Linked DNA regions of Homo sapiens: region 1 is linked to region 2. The links are chromatin loops, found by intact Hi-C in ENCODE. Cell type or tissue: Calu3. All regions are shown on one strand. Links, peaks and the distances in the headings refer to the core of each region. The heading gives the core; the rest is flanking DNA. Region 1 overlaps ARNT2 (aryl hydrocarbon receptor nuclear translocator 2). Region 2 overlaps ARNT2 (aryl hydrocarbon receptor nuclear translocator 2).

Region 1 (10,731 bases), core at 1,120-9,119, 93 kb before region 2:
AAATAGTATTGTCTTTCTTATCTTCAATAGACCTCTAAGTTGGGTGGCAGGACATGTGAGAAACCTGGGCACAGAGGCCAAACGTGTATCCACACAGTGCTTCTCAACTGGGGGCATTTGCAATGTCTGGAAACATTCTTGGTTGCCACACCTCCAGGGAGTAGGGGTGCTACTGGCATCTACGGGTAGAGGCCAAGGATGCTGCTAAACATCCTACTGTGCACAGGGCAGCCCCCACAGCAAAGAGCTTATCCAGCCTCAAATGTCAATAGTGCCAAGGTTGAGAAACTCTGGTCTATGGGAACAAAACTCTGTAGGCCTCTGGACAGTGGCAACTAGAAGAAAACCCCAGGAGTTTCACAAGGACATGTGGCCCCCAGATAATAAAGGGCTGGCCCCTTTAAAACATGTCAAGAAAATGTGACAGCTTTAAAAGCAAGATGATGCTTTTGAGATAATTATGAAATCCGTGATGGAAGTTAATTTAAATGTGAAATAACAGAACTGCAAAAAGTTATTTTATTATTATTTTTAGAACAGCATTGATGTTTCTATCCCATCAGCAGTTTGAAATGAGGCATAGTCTGGAATCGTTTGCCATAATTTGATATGCTTGATGGATTCCAAGTCCCCCAAAGAATAAAATGAATGAATGTGATCAAGGATCACAGCTGTGTTCTCTCTCTCTTTTTTTTTTTTTTGAAAATATTTCACGCCAGAAAACTTCCAATTCAGTTCAGCCAGCCTCCCTGAACACTTCTATTCCCTGCACAAAGGGTGCTGTGCTCAGTGCTGGTGGTGGTGGTGTGGTGGGGGTGGGTTGGAAAGATGTGGCATAAAACAGGTTGGCTACGTGTGTGTTCCATCAGTCTCTAACACAGGCAGCACTGGACACTTATGCAAATTTATGCAAATGACTGACCAACCATTGGTGAACAGAGGAGAATGTAGACCCCCTCCATTTCTTTCCTGCAGGCAAGGAAAGATGCTGAAGACTGTTCCGGTATTCAACACATTTCAGGACCAGTGTGTGCCTTTTCCTAGTCAGTGTCACAAACTGCAGGCCTTATTCCCAGCTGCTTGCTGGGTCTGTGGTGTCCCACAGATTCTGCAAAGCCCACCGCTCCCACATATTTCCTCCTCCTGCTATGTCCCCTGTGGCAGCAAGTGGCACCACTATCCATTCATTGGCCCAAGCCAGACATTAATTATTTTAATTGCTTATCCACCTAATTAAACAAATATTAATTGAATGCCAACCGTGTGCTCACAGTAGTGTGCAAACCCAGGCGTGGTTTCCGCTTTCACAGAGCTTTCCTGTGTGGCAGGAGAGTCGGCCATTTATTAAATAATAAGTATTGTGAAAGAAAGGAGTCTTTGTTTCCAAATGCAACAGGAGGCCATTGAAGTGTGGTGAGTGGGGGCGTGATGTGATCAGAGGTGGGTTCTGAAAAGCTCTCTGGCTGCGGAATGAAGGACATTCTTATTGGCAGCAGGCTGGTGAGGAGGGAGGCCTGCCCGGAGGCCATTTCGGAAGTCCACGTGAGGGACGTGGAGGCCCGGTCCACGTAACATTGGATGTGGACAGCAATAAATGGATCTTTCAGATACTTAGGAGGAGAAACAATTGAACCAAGAGAGTAAGTGATGGACCAGATATCAGAGATGAGAGAGAGGGAGTGGTAGTGTTCCTGATTTGACCACTGGGTGGATAGGCTATCATATCCCCAGCTAGAAAATACTGGACGAGATCCAGATATTTTGGGCTTTTTGGTGGGGGTTGGGGGAAGATCAGGCGTTTGGTTGAGTTTAAGGCACCTTGAGCTCAAGACCTCCAAGGGAGATGGGGATTTGCCAGAAACCTCCAAGTTGCTTCATTTCCCCCTGGAGTCAGAACTTTGCCTTCCCCCTGCCCACTCTCCACTGCTGTGTCCCCAACACCTTCAGTAAGGTCTGGCACACACTTGGTGCTTAAAAAATATTTGTTAAATAATGAATGAATGACTGAATGAATTGGTCTCCACATCCTCCAGATCCCAAACAAATGAAAAGAGATGTGTCCATCACAAGGTTTTGTGTTTTTGGTAATGTTTTATGTTGAACTTATTTCAAGTTTACAGACAAGTTGCAGGAATAATACAGAAAGCACTTGTATACTTGTCCCCCAGATTCCCCCATTGTGTTGCTATTTTACCATGTTGGCTTTATCAGTTTTTTTTTTCTCTGTCTCTCTCTCTCTCTCACTGTGCCACTTGAGAATGAGTGGCATACACAATGTGCCTTCTAACTCTAAATGCTTCAAGGTATATTATTTCCTAAGAATAAGGACTTTTCCCACGTAACTACAATTTATGACAAAAATCAGGAAGTTGGCATTAATGTAATAGCATTATCTAATCCACAGACCTTATTCAATTTTCACCAATTGTTCCTCATAACAAAAAAAATGATTTTTCAAGTTCAGGGTTTAACCTAGGATTATAAGTTACATTAAGTTCTGATGTCTCTTTAGTGTCCTTTAATTCTGGACTAATTTCTCAGTTTTTTTTGTTTGTTTGTTTGTTTTTTTCTTTCATTACCTTAACATTTTTGCCAAGTATAGGCCAGTTATTTTGCAAAATATCTCTCAATTTGGTTTTGTCTGATGTTGCCTCACAATTGCATTGGAGTTGCGCTTTTCTAAAATTTTAATTTTTTTGGCAAGAATACCCCAAAAGTGCAGTTGTATCACAGGGTTACTTTTAACAATCATTTAAAAGTGAGTCTGTTGATGAAGTCAAGGTCGTGTATAGACAAGACTAAGGAAAGACGATTAGTCATTTAAGATGCCATTTATGTGCTTGGCAGACCTCATCTTTGGGTCCTATACACCATTTGCGAGTATAGGCAGCTTTACATGCTTCCTGTTGAGTACAGGTCCCAGGGGTTTTTTAAAAAAAAATTGTAACATTAACACTTTCCTAAACTAAGTATCAATTTCATTTAACAAATAAAATAATTATAAGCAAACTATGCAAAGATTATCATATCTCTAATAAAAGTCAATAGGGAGTTGAAGTGTTTAATTACCAACTTTCCTGACATACAAATTGAAAAGCTTTTCAGGTAAGTTGCTCACATGGAATGCCTGAAACACACTGCAATTAACAATTGGATCTTCATTCAAACAGTAATTAGTGTGTGATTTGTCCCGTTTTTGGTTGCTGGTGCATATCCAGGTTTAGATGTGTATTTGCATTCATTTTAGGAAATTAATTTATGATTTAAGTTTCACTTGAAAACAAATTTGCGTTTTACTGTGGCTTCATAAAAAGAGATCACCTTTTGTTGCCTGACTTAGTGACTTAAAAACCAAATTCGGGAGGTTATAATTTGTCTGCAGAAACTTGCCGAATTTTCCATTCTGAGAATTCTCCCTCTCCTTCCCATCCCCCCTCTGCTTCTTCTCCTCCCTCCTCCTTCTCTTCCTTCTCCTTTCTTTTCTCCTTCTCCCCTCCCTTCCTCCCTCTTTCTCTCTCTCTCTTCTCCTTCCCTCCTCACCCTCTCCTGCTCCTTTTTTCCTTCCTTCTTTTCCTCCTTCTCCCCAACCCCCTCCCTTTTTTTAAAGACCCAAAGAAACAGGATGAGGTGGAAATGTTTGGTCTACCCAGTAGTTAACACAATCCACTAGGAGACAGTATAGACATTGAATGCATCCATTTTCCCAGCTGTGAAATGAGGTGGCTCCTCCGTTGGGTACTGGCCATGCACTAGGGCTGTTCTGTGTGCTTGGGATTCAGAGGTGGACAAGGCATTGCATGACCTGGTGGACCAGGGGACCGTAGTGTGTGGGTGGCTGGTTGTTCTCTTGTTCCTGCTGTTGCCTTATATGTAAAATGGGGGGTGATCACAGCACTCATCTCATTTGATTGTGGCATGGTTATATTTACCAATGTTTGGGATGGTACCTGGCACACAGTAGGTGCTCTGTAAGCACTACTTGTTTCTCTCAGCACCATCCTAGTAGTGTGGAACATGGCACAGGGTTTGGGATTGAAAGGCATCTTACCAGCCCAGCAGTGAAAAGTTGGGGAGGAAAAACCAGATGTGCTTGTTGAAGAGAGGGGGTCTGTCATGGACCAGCAAGCCCCATCTTCCCTGGCACTCTGAGTCTGCTGGGTGTGTGCAGGATCATAAGCTGTCCCTGCTCTGGGCATTCCCAGTTCCACTGCGGGAAGAGCCTCTAGGCCCTGCCTCTGCTGTCCCTACCTTGCACTGCCCTGGGAAGAAGGACAGTGGTGACCTTGGATTTGTCCCTTCCCTGAACCTCCTGGATCCGGCTGCTTCCTCCTGTCCCTGTTGTGCTGTGACAGTCTTCTCACCACCCCTCTCCATTTGCTGGACCATTCTTCTGTCCTGACTTCTGCAGCTGAATGCAGACCAGCAATGCCCTAATCACCCACTCCTCCTTCCTTGTCCTCACTGACAGAGTGGGGTAAGGTTCCCACTGTCCAAGGACTGTTCTTCCTCTTGGCCCCTCCCATGCTCTGGACTGACCAGATGGGATCTGACCACTCTCTATGGATCCTCTGTTGGGTCGGGGGCTAGGCTGCTGTGCTGTGGGACGGATGCTGTGTCTGGTCTGCCTGCACATCTGAAACTTACCTCTGTAGCTGGCTGGCTCCTTGTACCTCCTTACCTGGCCCTGCTGGGCCTCAGGCTGAGTCCCAAGACAATCAAGTTTTGTACAACACTTTATGGACAGACTAGGAGTTAGGACATGTGCCCCTTTTTTCAAGTTAATTCATTTGTCCTCATTCATTCATTCAATAAATATTTATTAAATATCTGCCCTTCATTCCTCACGGTGCTTAGGTGCTGGGAATACACTGGGTGGAAAGAATGACAGAGTCTGTGCCTTCATGCATTTAGAGGCTTCTTGAGGGGAGCGTCTTTCGGAGTCCTCCAAGCTGAATATTCCAGCACTGGAAACAAACCATTTTCTAGAACGCAGGATCTGTTAGGTCTGTCTGCCACTAGATGGCGTGGTCAAATAGGTACCTCAGTGATTTGCAAACTTGACCCAGGGATCACCAGGAGGGCTTGTAAAAACACAAAGTGCTGCCCCATCTCAGTTTTGGAGTCAGTCGTTCAGGGGTGGGAGTGGGCTGGGGTGAGATCGGCATTTCTAACAAGTTCCAGTGATGCTGGTACTGCTGGCCCAGATCCCCTTCAGGTCCACTGAGGCAGGGGCTGCACTAAGCCAGTACTATCCAATGCCAGCTAACTCACCTGGTTCAGGATGGCTGGGCTCAATCGCCCATTTCACAGGTGAGGAAATAAAGGTGGTCGAACTGAGCCTTGAAAGGCTGATCCTAACACACGGATTTGCCTGATCCCAAGTGTACCTTCTTTCCACTGTCACACTGGCTTTCCCTGGGTGATCTGGAGGGAGAAGGGAAGATAATTAATGAGTGGACTGTGCTGAAGAGAAATGAACCAGAGGTGTTAACTAGGCATCCAGCAGCGTGAGAGGGTAGGAAGAGGAATCAGTGGCCCAGTCCTGGCATTGACATGGCATGGTGCCCTGGGACACCCCTACCTTTTCTCTTTGGGCTTTTGGTTTTCTTATCTATAACGTGAATGGTTGGCATGAAAGCACCTCTCATGTGGCAGGGTCCTGGAAAGTCCCGGGAGAAAAAGCTGAACAGACACCATGCCGGTTCTTAGGGAATTTCCATGGTATTTGGAAGATAAACACAAATGGTTTTCCTGTGCCTGGCAGCAGGTCAGCCTTAAACAGCAGGGCATAGTTTGCTTTGGAACGCAGTGTAAGGCTCTCACCAGAGGGTCTTAGGATAAGGGGTGGAGCCTGAAGAGCCTTGGAGGAGATGGTGGTGGGCTCCGTCTGAGTTGGGGAGCCTGGGGCAATGGGAGGATAGGCTGCCAATGGTCACAGCACCCGCACCTCCCTATGCAACCAGCCATCCACGTATGTCTTTGAGCCTCTCTCCACATTTTATCATCTCACACCAGAACCCACATTCTGGATCTGTCTTTTAACTCCTCTTCTATCAGCCCCTCTTTTTAGTTTAAAAAAAAGACCCTATGAACATATGAATATATGTATTGACTATACAGATGGTCCCCAGCTTACAAGGGTTTCACTTAAGATTTTTGACTTTATGATGGTTACAAAGTGATATGCATTCAGTAGAAACTGTACTTCAAATTCTGAATTTTGATCTTTTCCTGGACTATTGATATTTGGTACAGTACTCTCCCAAGATGCCAGGCCAGATCATGTGACACAAAGCCTATTTTATAATGAAGTGTTTAGTGTCTCATGTAATTTATTGGATATATACTGAAAGTGTTCTGAGCATGTTTAAGGTAGGCTAAGCTAGGGTGTTTGGTAGGTTAGGTGTATTAAATGCATTTTTGACTGAAGATATTTTCAATTTACGATGGGTTTATTGAAATGTAACCCCATCAGAAGTGGAGAGCATCTGTATGAATATATATATTATGAACATATGAATATATATATTATGAACATATGAATATATATTATGGACATATAAAAAGAATTATATGTGAATATATATTTTTATTAGAATGAATATATATATTGGAATGAATGAATTAGAATGAATATATATGTACATATGTTCATTCCAATAAAAGTGGCTTACTACCTGCCTTAGAAGAGTTAGTGAGATGAGATGGTAAGAACGTAATCACTCCTGGGATGGTTGACCTTGGGTAACTGAAAGCACGGACCTTGGGTAACTGAAAGTGAAAGATAACAAGGGACTACTGCAAAAGGTTTGGCAGTTACTGAGTATCTACCCAAAGGCAAAAGAAGTCATTATGTCAAAACAGCACATGCACACATGTTTATTACAGCACAATTCACAATTGCAAAGATAGGGAACCAACCTAAGTACCTGTCAACTGATGAGTGGATAAAGAAAATTTGGTATATATACACCATGGAATACTACTCAGCCATAAAAAATAACAAAATAATGCCTTTTGGAGCAACTTGGATGGAGCTGGAGGCCATTATTCTAAGTGAAGTAACTCAGGAATGGAAAACCAAATACCTTATGTTCTCACTTAGAAGCGAGAGCTAAGCTATGGATGTGCAGGGGCATACAGGGTAGTATAATGGACATTGGAGACTCAGAAGGGTGGAGGGAGTGACGGCTAAAAAACTATATATTGAGTACAATGCACACTACTTGGGCAACAAGTACACTAAAATTTCGGCCTTCACTATACAATTCATCCATGTATCCAAAAACCAGTTGTACCCCTAAAGCTATTGAAATAGAAAGAAAAGAAAGGAAGGAAAGGAGGGAGGGAGGGAGGGAGGGAAAGAAAGAAGGAAGGAAGGAAAGCTGTCATCACAATATTAAAATCAATAAAAATAAATGTTAAAAAGTACTTAATGGTACAAAGAAAGTCATTTTTAACCTATAGTTCACTAGTTTTGAAACAATGCACCGAATGACATTGTATAGGTTATATGAATTGTCTGATGGTAGCTGAGTGCAAACTCCATCTTATTGCTGTATTTTCTCCATCAAATTAAACCCAACTTATTTCTTCCAGCTTGGCTGTTTAAACATTCAGTCTCATCATTTGTTTTGAGGAAGGTGCACCTTTTTCCTAGGGTATTTACGACACCTTGGGCCTTATGCAGCTCAGGAAAATTAGAAGCTAATCTCTGATCTTCTTTTAATTGTGGTTCCTAGTGAGATACTCATTACCAGGTTTCAGGGTCCAGTTGAAGGCAGTCAGCTGGCTGGCAGTCCTTTAGTCCAAGTGGGTGTCAGGAAATTACAGCATTGAAAAATAAACAGAATTAGTAAAGCATGGACGAATTAAATAGCTACTCAACACAGATGAATAGAGAATTAATGACTTAGAAAGTAGAATGAAAGAAATTACAGAGAATTCAGCACAGAATCAGAGTTCAAAAATATAAAAGAGTGGCTGGGAGACAGAGAGGTGAGACCTCCTCCTTCTTATGTAAGTTAGAGTTTCAGGTAGAGATGGTAGGGAGAACAGGGAAGTTAGGTGTATTAAGATTCAAAGAGAAGAGGCTGATACTTTTTCAGAATCGATGAAAGTCATTGAGCCTCAGATTCAGGAGCAACAACAAATTCCAAGCGAGATAAATAAAGAGATATTCAAACCTTAACTAGATGTAGGGAAAATAGAAAATAACAAAGAGAAAAACTTAGAAGCAGTAACAAACAGCAGACATATCACCTATACAGGAGCAGCAATTAGATTGATGAATGACTTCTAAACAGTGATCATGCATGCCAGACGACAATACAATATTTTAATATGCTAGTTGAAAATAATTGTAAACCTAGAATTCTATACTTAGACAATTTATCTTTTAAGAATGAGGAGATAAAACATTTTTAGATAAAAATTTGAGAGGATTTGAGACCTCACTAAAGGAACTTCTGAAGGTGTACTTCTGGAAGATTTAAGTAAGTGACCGCAAATGGAAGTTCTCAGATGCAGTGAGCAAAGGAAATAATGGGCACAAGAATAAAGATAAACATGCTTCGGCTATCAATAATAACAACATGTACTTTGTGAGGTGATCAGAGGTAAAGCTGTGTAGTTTAGAACTATTAAACTTTTACTAAGTAAGTATAATAATATTTCTAGAGTAATAATTAAGGCATATAGAGTATACAACCACCAACATGTGATATTATTCATATTAAATATTTCTACACTTACTTGTATTTATATATGTAAGGAGAAGAGTCTGGATTTACATATACCAAAAAGTTAACCATGATTATCACTTTTTGCGTAAGTGTGTTTCTTAGCCTTTTTGGTCTTGTAATTTATAACAGAATAAAAATTTTAAAAAGAAAACGTGTTCCTAACTTACGTATCATACTTTATATTATGTAGTTAAAAACATTTGCTTTTAAATCAAATGTATGTTGGTTTGCATATTTCAGCTCTGTCACTTAGCTGTGTGACTTCAGGCAGGTTCTTAGCCTCTTTGCTTTGATGTCTTGTAAAATGAGAATAATAATAATAATGATATCCACCTCATAAAGCAGTTGTGTGTACATGAGGGGACACATGAAATGTGTTTCGTGCAGCACCTAATGGCGTCTGTGCCCAGTAAACATTAGCTGTTACCATCAGCGGGTCAACGTCACCATCATCCTAGACCTGAGGATCATTTCCACAAAGAGTTGAGGACTGATGCTCAATGGATCTGTGCAGTGGCAGCATTAAGGAGTTAGTGTGGAAACACACAGGAATTCCTAACCCTAGGAACATGTTGCTTACACTGGGAACGCTCACTATGTGATTATGAGTCACATAATCAGTTATGTCTAATGTATTTTTTCAGTGTCTACTGAGATAAGCATGTGTATATATATATACTTATTTGAACTATTGATAGATTTCCCAAGGTTGAGCTATATGTATCTTCCTGAATAAAAGGCACATAGTAACACTGCATGGTTCTTTTAATATTGTTATTAAAAGATATGATGAATTTGATTTGCTAAGATCCATATTAGTAAGTGAGTTTGCTAATTCCCATCCATTATGAGTAGTGAGATCTTTCTGCAAATATGCTAGAATTTGTAGTGTGGTCAGTGAAGCTTTTGATGATATTTTGTGTGTGTGTGTGAAAGAGAGGGAGAAAGAGGCAGAGAGAGAGAGAGAGAGAGAGAGTCATACTATATTGGTCAAGATTCTTTCAGCTCCAAAGACAGACAGCCCAGTTCAAACTAACTCTTAGACAATCCATAAAGGAATTTTTCATAAAACTGGGATATCCAGGCAAGCGTTTGGCTTCAAGTAAAGATCCAAGAGTGCTAGCAGTTACTTAAGGCACTGTTTCTCTTCCTCGTGGTCCCTTAGCTTTCCCCACCTTGTGTTGGTTTTATTCTCAGGCAGGTTCTACCCAAGTGGTGGCCCAGTTGCATCTTACCAATGAAAACTCCAGCAGGGGTCTTAGGTAGAATAGCCCTGCATGATATTCCTGAACCAGGCCCTGTTGCCAGGGAACACCGTGCTATGACTGACCAGATCTGGGCATGTATACACCCCAGGAACCCTCATGGGGTCAGACTTACCTGGGCCGCAAGGACTGTGGGTGAGAGAGGGAACATTCCTCAGGCAGGGTTCTCTGGGTTGTCCCCAGAAGGGAGACGAGGACAGGACAGGCAGTACAATAGATGTCTATGCCTCGTTGGCAAGGTACTTTTGTGTCACAGGTTTCAGACTTCATCTGGTTTGCACACCACTCCCATGAGGTTTTATTTTGTGACATTTCATTCCCACTTTTATTGGGAAGATGTCCTCATCCAAGATGTTCGGAGGCTGGCCCACTTTGGCAGGATGATAAAGTGGCAAAGTCAGGTCCCTCCTTCCACGGGCTGCTCTTCCAGTCAGATGTTGCCTCTCTCTGAGTGCCTCACAGTCCAGCCATGGCAGTGGTATTGCCCATGTCCCACTTGGTTTTATTATGGCATTCTTTTGTCTGTAATCATCAAATAAAAAATGTACCTGTGGGTGAAAGTCAAAGTGGTTGTATTCTTACTGCTTCACTATTGCCTGGAACCTTTCCCTTTCAGTGGTCTGAGTCATAATTTTTCTTTGGTTTGTTGACAAAACAGTTTATACTGTTTTCTTCCAAAACAGCCCTCAAAAAAAAAAAATAGGTAAACAGAGAATGGATTT
Region 2 (10,731 bases), core at 1,220-9,219:
GGGGCTGAAGAGTGTGTATCAAATTGGGCCACATAGAGAGCCCTTGTGGCCTGGGCTGGAGCAGCTGCCATGGAGCTGTAGTGGGTGGAGGCCCAATACAGTGGGTACAGTGGGCTGGACACCAAAAGGGGGCAGTGAGTGTGGACAGAACCCTCCAACCACAGATGCAGAGAGAGGATAAGAGCTTCAAGGCCAGAGAAGATCTTTTGCTTGTTTGTTTTCCCCTAAGATGGAAGAGATTTGATGGTGTTTAAATACTGGAGGAAGTAGACAGTAGGGAGGGGAGAGGGTAGAAATAGCCACGTGGGAGGAGGTCAGTTGATGGCCCAGAACCCCGTGGGGGGTGGGAGCAGAAATGCACTGAGGTTCACTGCTTCTTCCTCTGAGGTAAGAGCAAGGTGGGGGATGGATGCAGAAAAGTGGGAGGGACAGAGATGTGTGTGCAGGCGGTGAGGGAGAGGAGGGACTCGGGGATAATGTCTGGTTTCTGACTTAGATTTCCATGCAGATGGCAGTGCCCTTGCTGATGTTTAGGGAGGGTTTGGGGAAGAGTGGGTGAAGCTGCTTTTGCGGTGCATGGTCAGCTGCTGATGGTGTGGCCCTGGGGCTAAGGAAATGAAGAGGTTGATGCTAGAGGTGTAGATATAGTACGGTCATTGGCATCCAGAGGTGACTGTCAAAACCTGGGTGTGGATAAAATTGCATAGGGAACATGTACAGTGAGAAGAGAAGAAGGCTGAGGTTGGAGCCTCCAGGGAGAAAGGAGCAGAGAGGAGAGAGGAATCGGGAGCGCTCTGTCCGAAGCCAGGGGAGGGCAGATGCTTGAGAAGGGAGCAGTGCGCGGTCGCATAAAGCCCAGCAAAGCAGTTGGATCAAACAAAGGAAAAACGTGTTTTAGATTTAGCAGTAAGGAAGTTGGTGACCTTGGTAAATGCCTTTTCCATGGAGTGGTGAGGGAGAGAGCCAAATTGGAGTGACTGCAGGCGACGGAATCCAGCAAAGCAGAGACAGCAAGTGTAGACGGCTCTGAAGAAACAAAGCATTTTGAACTGTATGGATTTCATCACTATGTGAGTTTCTTGCCAAAGAATGTTGGGAATTCCAAGACACAAACAATTTGCACAGCCACACTTGTCCTCATTTGGCAGAGCATTTGGAGAAAGCACTCCCCGAACTCCCTCCTCCATCTCCCAACCGAAGGCAGAGGCTTACGTAACTGTCCTTCTCTCTCTCTTAGGCCGGATCTTGGACCTGAAGACTGGGACGGTCAAGAAAGAAGGGCAGCAGTCATCCATGAGGATGTGCATGGGCTCGCGGCGGTCTTTCATCTGCAGGATGAGGTCTGTTTTGGGGGAGCAGCAGGCCATCAGGTGGTTGGTTTGCTCCTTTTTCTGTCACCGTTAAGAGCCTTGACCAGCTCTGCCGCAGTCACACATGCCAACGTGGGTTCACTCCAGGGACTTCGTCTTCTTGACCTCAGCATGCAGATATACAGGATCCTTGGTTTAGGAAGGATTCTCTCTATCCTCCTACCATCCCACTTTGTCTAATTTCCTACCATTTTCTTCTCATTCCTAGATTTACACCCTCTTGTCCACTGTATCACTCTACTTCCTACCCATCTTTAAGACCCTTCTCCAATCCAACCTCTCCAAGATTCTGTAGTTCTCAACATGTTTTATATTAAGATGCCTGATTTCACACTTATTCATATATTTCCTGTCACAATTCACACATTTACTTGGTCTCTATGATATTGTTGATTGATATGTTAAATGTAAATGTCTGGGTTCCATGAGTAAATTATAGTGCCTTGAGGATGAAGGCTTTGATTGAGACTTCTCTGAGCCTCCCTGACATCTAGCAGAGTCTTCTACATATATTTGATTTGTACATCATAATTGAAGAAATGCAGGAATGAATGAACTTTGGAGAAAGCAGGGGAATTTTGCCATGTCGTTGAAGAAGAGAGAGCTGGGATCTTGAATCCTCCAGTCCAGTTCAGCACCTCTGTACCTTCAACCCTGTGCCCCCTGAGGGATGGTTGACATGAACTGCAAGGTGGGAGGTGCAGGACAGAGAATTGAGATTGTTTGGGCTGTGGAGTTCATGAGGCAGTGATGTGAGGTGATGCCACTCATCATTCATTTATTTAGTTATTCAACACATTTATGTTAAGGGCCTACCTGTGCCACGTGCTCTTCAAGGTGCCCGGGAGTCAATGTTAAGTAAAGCAAACAAGGCCGGGTGTGGTGGCTCATGCCTGTAATCCCAGCACTTTGGGAGGCTGAGGTGGGCAGATCACCTGAGGTCAGGGGTTTGAGACCAGCCTGGCCAAAATGGTGAAACCCTGTCTTTATTAAAAATACAAAAATTATCTGGATGTGGTGGCACACACCTGTAATCCCAGCTACTCAGGAGGCTGAGGTGAGATGATCGCTTGAACCCAGGAGGCGGAGGTTGCAGAGAGCTGAGATCGCGCCACTGCACCCCAGCCTGGGTAACAGAGTGAATCTCTGTCTCAAAAAAAAAGAGACTAAAATAATAATAATAATAATAATAAAGCAAACAAAACCCCTGCCTGCATAGAATTCATTTTAGTAGGGGTGATACAAAGTAGACAAAAGTACCAAGTAAATATATGGAACATCAGATGGTGGTGAGTGCTATGGAGGAAACATAAAGCAAACTTAAGTGGGAGTAGGAAATAGCAGATTTCGTTAATTTCCATGTTATATAGGGTGGGAGGGGAAGACATCACTGATAAGGTGACTTTTGAGCAGAGACCTAAAGAAAGTGAGTGAATGAAACAAGGGAATGTCTGGGCAAAGAGAAGGGCAAGTAGAGGGAATAGCAAGTGCAAAGGCCTGGAGGCAGGGATGGTCTTGGCATGTTCAAGGAACAGTGAGAAGGTCCTTGTCTCAGAAGCAGAGTGAATGGGGTACGGTGCAGGAGGAATGGGCAGAGATGTGGTTGAGAGGTAGTGGATGTTAGGTCGTGTTGACTTTACATCGCTTCAGCTTTTACTCTGCATGAGATGAGAGGTCCCTGAAGTTGACTGTGAGAGTTACATGTTCTGAATAACATTACTAAAAACTGCCCCGGTTTTCTGTGGAGAGTAAACCTGTGGACAAAGAAGAAGGGTAGAAGTAAGGAGGTTATTGCAATGATTCAGGTGAGAAATGTGATTGTGGTAGAAAGTGCTCAGATTTTGAGTGTATTTCACAGACGGAGCCAGCCTTCAGGCAGGGTGTGAGGAAAAGAGAGAAGTCAAAGGTTCCGCTAAAGTCTTTGCCCACTCAGTCGGAAAAACTGAGTTGTCATTCTCTAAGATGGAAAAGGTTGTTGGGGGGAGCTGGTTTGGGGTTGAGGGGAATTCCAGCATTTTAAGGTTAAGATGCCTGTCTATAAGAAACTTAAACAAATTTACAATAAAAAAACAAGCAACGCCATAAAAAAGTGGGCAAAGGACGTGAGCAGACACTTTTCAGAAGAAGACATACATGCGGCCAACAATCATATATAAAAAAAAAGCTCAATATCACTGATTATTACAGAAATGCAAATCAAAATCAAAATGAGACACCATCTCACACCAGTCAGAATGGCTCTTATTAAAAAGTCAAAAAGGGCCGGGTGAGGTGGCTCATGCCTGTAATCCCAGCATTTTGGGAGGCCAAGGCGGGCAGATCACGAGGTCAAGAGATCAAGACTATCCTGGCCAACATGGTGAAACCCCGTCTCTACTAAAAATAGAAAAATTAGCTGGGTGTGGTGACGCGTGCTTGTAGTCCCTGCTACTCGGGAGGCTGAGGCAGGAGAATTGCTTGAACCTGGGAGATGGAAGTTGCAGTGAGCCGAGATCATGCCACGCACTCCAGCCTGGCAACAGAGCAAGACTCCATCTCAAAAATAAATAAATAAATAAATAATAAAAATTTAAAAAGTCAAAAAATAACAGATGCTGGTGAGGTTGTGGAGAAAAAGGAATACTTACACAGTATTGGTGGGAATGTAAATTAGTTCAGCCATTGTGGAAGACAGTGTGGTGATTCCTCAAAGACCTAAAAAGAGAAGTACCATTTGACCCAGCAATCCCATTCCTGGGTATATACCCAAAGAACTATAAATCATTCTGTTATAAAGACATATGCATGCATATGTTTATTGCAGCACTATTCACAATAGCAAAGACATGGAATCAACCTAAATGGCCATCAGTGATAGACTGGATAAAGAAAATGTGGTACGTATACACCATGGAATACTATACAGTCATAAAAAAGAAAAAGATCATGTCCTTTGCATGGATGTGGATGCACCTGGAAGTCATTATTGTTAGCGAATTAACACAGGAATGAAAAACCAAATACCGCATATTCTCACTTACAAGTGAGAGCTAATGATGAAAACTCAGGGACACATGGAGCAGAACAACACACGCTGGGGACTTTCAGAGGGTGGAGGGTGGGAGGAGGAAGAACATCAGGAAAAATAACTAATGGGTACTAGGCTTAATACCTGGATGATGAAATAATCTGTACAACAAAGCCCATGACACGAGTTTACCTGTATAACAAACCTGCACTTGAACTTAAAAACTAAAAAAAAAAAGATGCCCACAGACACCTAGACGGAGAAGATGAGCAGACAGTTGGACATGTAGTTCTGGAATCCAAGGAACAGGTTGGGGCTGAAGATATGGACCTGGGGATTGACATCAATAAAATGGTATCTAAGGCCTCAAAACTGAGATGCATGTGAAATCTCGTGGGAGGTGGGTATAGACAGAGGAGAAGACAGAGGACTGAGTCCTGGGGCTTTCCTGCCTCAGGGGGTTGGGGAAGAACCAGCAAAGGAGACTGAGAAGGAGCAGAGAGGCAGGTGGGAGGGGAAGAAGAGAGGGCAAAGGGAACAAGAGAGGGCGAAGGAAGTTTCTGGAAAAAAGGAGTTATCAAAGGCCAAAGGCTACTGATGAGCCCTGAATGTGAGCCCTGAATGTCCATCACTGGACCTCAGAGAGAGAACCAGCAGGAGATATGGCATGTAGGATATACGGCACGTAGCAGCACAATGGAACCACTTACTAATGTCACCCTCACCTAATTGCGTGCCACAGGATCTGTGACTTGCACTGGGGCGTCCGTTGCGTACTATGAATTTCCAAACAATAGGTGCTTTAAAATAAGTATCTATTTTCCCTAATTTAAAGTAATCTTTTAAAGCAACTACACTTTTTAAGCAAAACCTGTTTATGTACAGGCTGGTTGGTCTCCCTCAGATCACCAAGGTTGCCTGTGCTGAGGGGAGACCTGCTTCTCTCACCCACTCCTTGGGCTCTGAGAACTGGCAGAGACCATTTGTTCTGTTTTACGAGAAATGGCCCTTCAGGGATTTGAGCCTCGCTGTTCTTTTCTCTGAGTCTCCTCCTCTCGAGGCTGAGCCTCTGGAATTCTTGAAGGCACAGATGAAATCCTCTTCACCACCTGCCTCAGGTCACAGGATGGTGCTGGAATGACAGAAAGCACGCATGTCTCCATTTAACTTAGGACTGGGTCCCCACAGACTGCCTGCCCCTCTTTCAGCAGCAGGGGCAAGCTGGGCAGTGGGATCCACTTGCATTGCTGTGCATCCAGAGATGAAATGCCATCAGTTAGTGTAGTCAGTCACGGCATGTTTGTCCTGCAGTGCTTCTGTGAATAAATGCCTATCCTAGCTTAGTAGACATTGAGTAGAGCACCAGCAATACAAATCTTAATGGTACCATCTAAGCAATTCCCTTATGAATAAATTGATTGAAAGTGCCATAGTATATCATTTCCATTAGCCCATAAAGCCATTATCACTGCCCCGTCAATGAAATTCATGCAGTCCCTTCCCTGCCCTAGTGTCCTTCCAGGGAGCGTGATATTGGTTGCTCTTTGAAGTGCCAGGTCCATACTGCCTGTGTTTACCTGAGAGGTGGGCAGTGCTGCCATCTACTGAGAACATAACATTTTCCTCCAAATGAAACAGCTATTTTCAGTAAAGCACTGGGCACAGTCAGCCAGAAAAGGGCAGAGGGCCAAACATTGCTGGGCAGCAATGACATGGGGTGAGCCTCCTGTGAAGACCACACTAGTGCTGGCAGCTGTCTAAGGTCTCAGAGTATAACTAGACTCTTATCCCTGCTGTATTGAAAATTAAGATATTCAGGATATCATTTGTGATGTAGTTGGGAAATGGAAATGCACATAAAAAATGGATATACCAAGCAGCAGTCAGAGCCTGGCCATGGTGCAGGCTTTGGGTGTTCAGCACCTGAGATGCTGAGAGGATCATTGTAAAGGGAGGCAGGAAAGGTTGTCCCAGAGTGTACAGTGTGATGCCACCATCCCCTGCCTCCCAGATGGGGACTCACAGAAAGACCGGATTCTCTACCTGTTTATCTCTCATCCCCACGCTCTCCTCTGCCATCAGCAGACTTCCAGCTGTCTGGTTGTCCCTAGTGCTAGAACAGTGTATGGGAGGAGAGAGTTTCCACAGCTGTGATGCTAAAGCCTGAGAAGATGTTACTGTTCATTAACTGGCAACATCTGTTTTAAGTTGATGTCACTGCTCAGGCCTGAAGGGACATTATTGCTGTCATCACCCTCTTCCCTTCTTTCCTAAAAGCCATGGAGTTCCACTGAAATGATCTGCAGGACTGAGCATGGCCAGGTCTCTCCTAGAGTCTTTCTGTAGGTCTCCAGCTCCTGGACTGGGCCCTGAAACAATTTCAGTGTGTGTTGTAATGTGGGTCACACTCTCCTTTCTTCAGTCACAAAAAAAAAAAAAAAAAAAAATCAAAGGCATGCAGGTCTGCTTCTGCACTTTTGAAGAAAATTGGCTATAGGCGTCACCTGAATAAATGTGTAAGCATCAATTAAGGCTCATCTACTTGATGGCAGCACCATATATTGAATAAACTTGCCTGGGTCTTTGCTCATTCTAATACACTTGTCACATCTTAGGTGTGGAAATGCTCCTTTGGACCACCTTCCTCTAAACAGAATAACCACCATGAGGAAAAGGTTCAGGTCAGTATCTCTTCCGATGTATATTTTGGGACTGTTCTGGTAGATAGTCTAAACACCCTAAGCTAAGCAGCCTAGATTAAAGAAGGGGCTTAGTGTGGTGAGGACCAAGAGAACCAGACATCAGGGTGGCAGTGGCAGAGATGAGAGAGAACAGGGAGTTGGGTGGAATTTATTTTTGATTTTCAGACCATGTGGGAGGAAGGAACACAGGATGGTGAGGAGTCAAGATTCAAAACCACAAAGGCAGACAAGGGAACCCAGTAGCTTAGATGCCAGAGGAGTCATCAACATCCTTGCCTCACCCTCATGTGATGAAAACAATTTCACAAATGTTCTTTTTTAGGAATGGCCTTGGCCCTGTGAAAGAAGGAGAAGCCCAATATGCTGTGGTCCACTGTACAGGATACATCAAGGCCTGGCCACCAGCAGGTAAGGAGACCTGCATGTAAATTCCACGGGAACTGGGTGCTGCTCATACCTGACCATGGTGTCCTGTTAGAGAAGTATTCTCATAGGAATAGGTAGGAAAATATTCTTATTTTTCTTTGTGGTTAGAACACAATGATCTTTGTAATTGGAAAACATCCTGCTACTTGAAACAAAGGTTTCTGTAAAGAGCTAATTGTGCAACCAGACGCAGTGGCTCACGCCTGTAATCCCAGCACTTTGGGGGGCCAAGGCGGGTGGATCACGAGATCAGGAGATGGAGACCACCCTGGCTAACACAGTGAAATCCTGTGTCTACTAAAAATACAAAAAATTAGCTGGGCGTGGTGGCGGGCGCCTGTCGTCCCAGCTACTTCGGAGGCTGAGGCAGGAGAGTCGCTTGAACCCAGGAGGCAGAGGTTGCAGTGAGCCAAGATTTCGCCACTGTATTCCAGCCTGGGCAACACAGCAAGACCCCATCTCAAAAAAACAAACAAACAAACAAAAAACAAAAAAACCCACAACTAATTGTACAAAGGTGATTGGAGTCTTAGCAACTTGTTTCTAGGTTCTGTCACCCAGAGCATTCTATAAAGTCAGAGTGGCAATTTGAAATGATGAGTGTATCTAAATCATTACAGAAATGCAAATAAAAGCCACACTGAGATACATCGTATTCTCACTAAGATGGTTAAAAGACAGGTAACAACAAATGTTGATGAGAATGTGGAGCAACTGGAATCCTCATACATTGCTGGTGGGAATATAAAATAGCATAGCCACTTGGGAAAACAGTTTGGCAGTTCCTGAAAATATTAAAAACAGAGTTACCATATAATTCAGCAATTTTCACTCCTAAATATACAACCAAGAGAATTGAAAATGTTCATAGCAACATCATTCATAATGGCCAAAAAATGGAAACAACTCAAATGTACACCAAGTGATGAATAGATAAATAAAATGTGGTATATTCTTGTAATGGAATATTATTCAGGAATAAAAAGCAATGAAGTATTGATACATGCTATATTATGGACAAATCTTAAAAATGTCATGCTAAGTGAACAGAGTCAGACACAAAAGGCCACATATTATATGATTTCATTTATGTAAAATGTCCAGAATAGGCAAATTCATGAAGACAGAAAGTAGATTTGTGGTTTCTTGGTACTGCAGGGAAGAATGAGGAATGACTGCTAATGGATACAGTGTTTCTTTTGGGGGTGACAGAGGTGTTCTAAAATTACATAGTGGTAATAGTTGCACTGCTATGTAACTATATTAAAAACCACTGATGTGAATTATATATCAATAAATTTGTTCCTAAACCAAAAAAAAAAAAAAATACAATGTTAAACAATTTTTTGTTCACTTTATGGCCCAGAATGTAGTATATATATCTCAGTAACTATTTCATGTCAGCTTGAGAACAATGTGTATACTGCTGTTGTTGGATGAAGTATTCTTTTTTTTTTTTTTTTTTGAGACGGAGTTTCACTCATTACCCAGGCTGGAGTGCAAAGGCATGATCAGGGCTCACTGCAACCTCCACCTCCCGGGTTCAAGCGATTCTCCTGCCTCAGCCTCCTGAGTAGCTGGGATTACAGCCTCCCACCACCACACCCAGCTAATTTTTTGTATTTTTAGTAGAGATGGGGTTTCACCATGTTGGCCAGGCTGGTCTTGAACTCCTGACCTCAGGTGATCCACCTGCCTCGGCCTCCCAAAGTGCTGGGATGACAGGCGTGAGCCACCGCACCCAGCCAGATAAAGTATTCTTTAAATGTCAATTTGATCAAGATGATTGATAGTGCTGTTGAGGGCAACTATGTTTTTATTGACTTTTTTGCCTGCTCAATGTAGCAATTACTGAAGGAGAAATGTTGAAATCTCCAATTATAAGAGTGGATTTTCCTGTTTCTCCTTGTAGGTCTTTTTTTGCGTCACGTATTTTGATGCTGTGTTGTTTGGTGCACATATGTTAGGGATTGTTATATTTTCAAAGAAAAGTGTTCCTTTTTATCCCTGATAATTTTCCTTGCTCTGAATTCTGCTTTGTATGAAATTAATAGAGTTTCTTCAACTTTCTTTTAATTACTGTTAGCATGGTATATCTTTCTCTATCCTTTTACTTACAACTTAACTGTGCCTTTATATTTAAAGTTGGTTTCTTGTAAACAACATATAGTTGGATCTAGTTTTTTAATCCACTCCCATAATCTTTTAACTGATACATTTAGACCAGTTACATTTAACATGATTATTGATATAGTTTGATTGATAGCTACCATGTTTTCTATTCATTGCACTCATTCTTTGTTTCTTTGCCTCTTTTTTTGCCTTTTTTAAGTTTCTTTAAAAATATTTTTATTCTTTGCCCTAAGTTTGCAACATACATTTACAATTATTATATACAATTACAAATATATATATATATATATATATATATATCCATGTTCAAAAAATATTATGCCACTTCATGTATAGTGCAGGCACCTTATAATAAAATCTTCCTTCTTCTGTCTTTTCATTTCTTATACTATTGCTCTCATTCATGTCACTTATGTGAATGCTATCATCACCCAATACATTGTTACTGTTATTGCTTTGAACAAACAGTTATCTATTAGATCAATTTAAAATAAAATGTTTTATTATATCTTTATTTATTCCTTCTCTGATGCTCTTCTTCCAAGGAACTTATTTTAGTATTTCTTACAGGGCAGCATTACTGGTGATGAATTCTGTTTTTGGTTTTTTGTAGAAAATGTTTATTTCTCCTTCACATTTGAAGGATTGAAATTATGAGATATGGAAATATAGGTTGGCAGCTACTTTGTTTCAGTGCTTTAAATATTTCACTTCATTCTCTTCTTGTTAACATGGTTTCTGAAGAGAAGTCCACATAATTCTCATCCTTGTTCTTCTATAGGTAGTGTGGGATTATTTTTTCTAGCTTCTTTTAAGAGTGTCTCTTTATGTTTGGTCTCCTTCAGTTTGAATATAACATGCCTAAATATAGAGGGGTTTGTTTGTTTGTAATACTGCTTGGTATTCTCTGAGGCTCCTGGATCTGTGGTTTGATGTCTCTCATTAACTTTGGACATTTTTCAGACATCATTTAAAAAATATCTCTTCTGCTCCATTTTCTCTTTCTTCTCTTTTGTATTCCAATTACACAGATATATCTTTTGAAATTGTACCACAATTTTTGAGTGTTCTGGTTTTTTTTTTTTTTCATTCT

The links. Hi-C counts contacts between places; a loop is a spot of excess contacts. Peaks named below come from ENCODE experiments on the same cell type or tissue, not always from the same donor. Only the 100,000 strongest peaks of a DNase experiment are listed, where the experiment ranks them.
Region 1: a loop joins it to region 2, with 11 times the contacts of the local background. A loop is called at or near these places in 5 of 110 quality-filtered maps.

Annotation. Positions count from the first base shown.
Region 1 is chr15:80,414,081-80,424,811 of GRCh38, forward strand. The region is part of intron 1 of ARNT2 (aryl hydrocarbon receptor nuclear translocator 2); the gene reads left to right. Among named protein-coding and RNA genes, the nearest start is that of ARNT2, 15 kb to the left of the region's middle. In Calu3, for the core only: a CTCF peak has its summit at 5,018 (motif pointing right); DNase peaks (open chromatin) are centred at 5,041 and 5,651.
Region 2 is chr15:80,506,919-80,517,649 of GRCh38, forward strand. It overlaps ARNT2 (aryl hydrocarbon receptor nuclear translocator 2), which reads left to right. Exons shown (of 19, transcript NM_014862.4): 6 at 1,238-1,340; 7 at 6,993-7,058; 8 at 7,402-7,487. Among named protein-coding and RNA genes, the nearest start is that of ARNT2-AS3, 51 kb to the right of the region's middle. In Calu3, for the core only: no CTCF peak of the experiment used is centred there; a DNase peak (open chromatin) is centred at 5,983.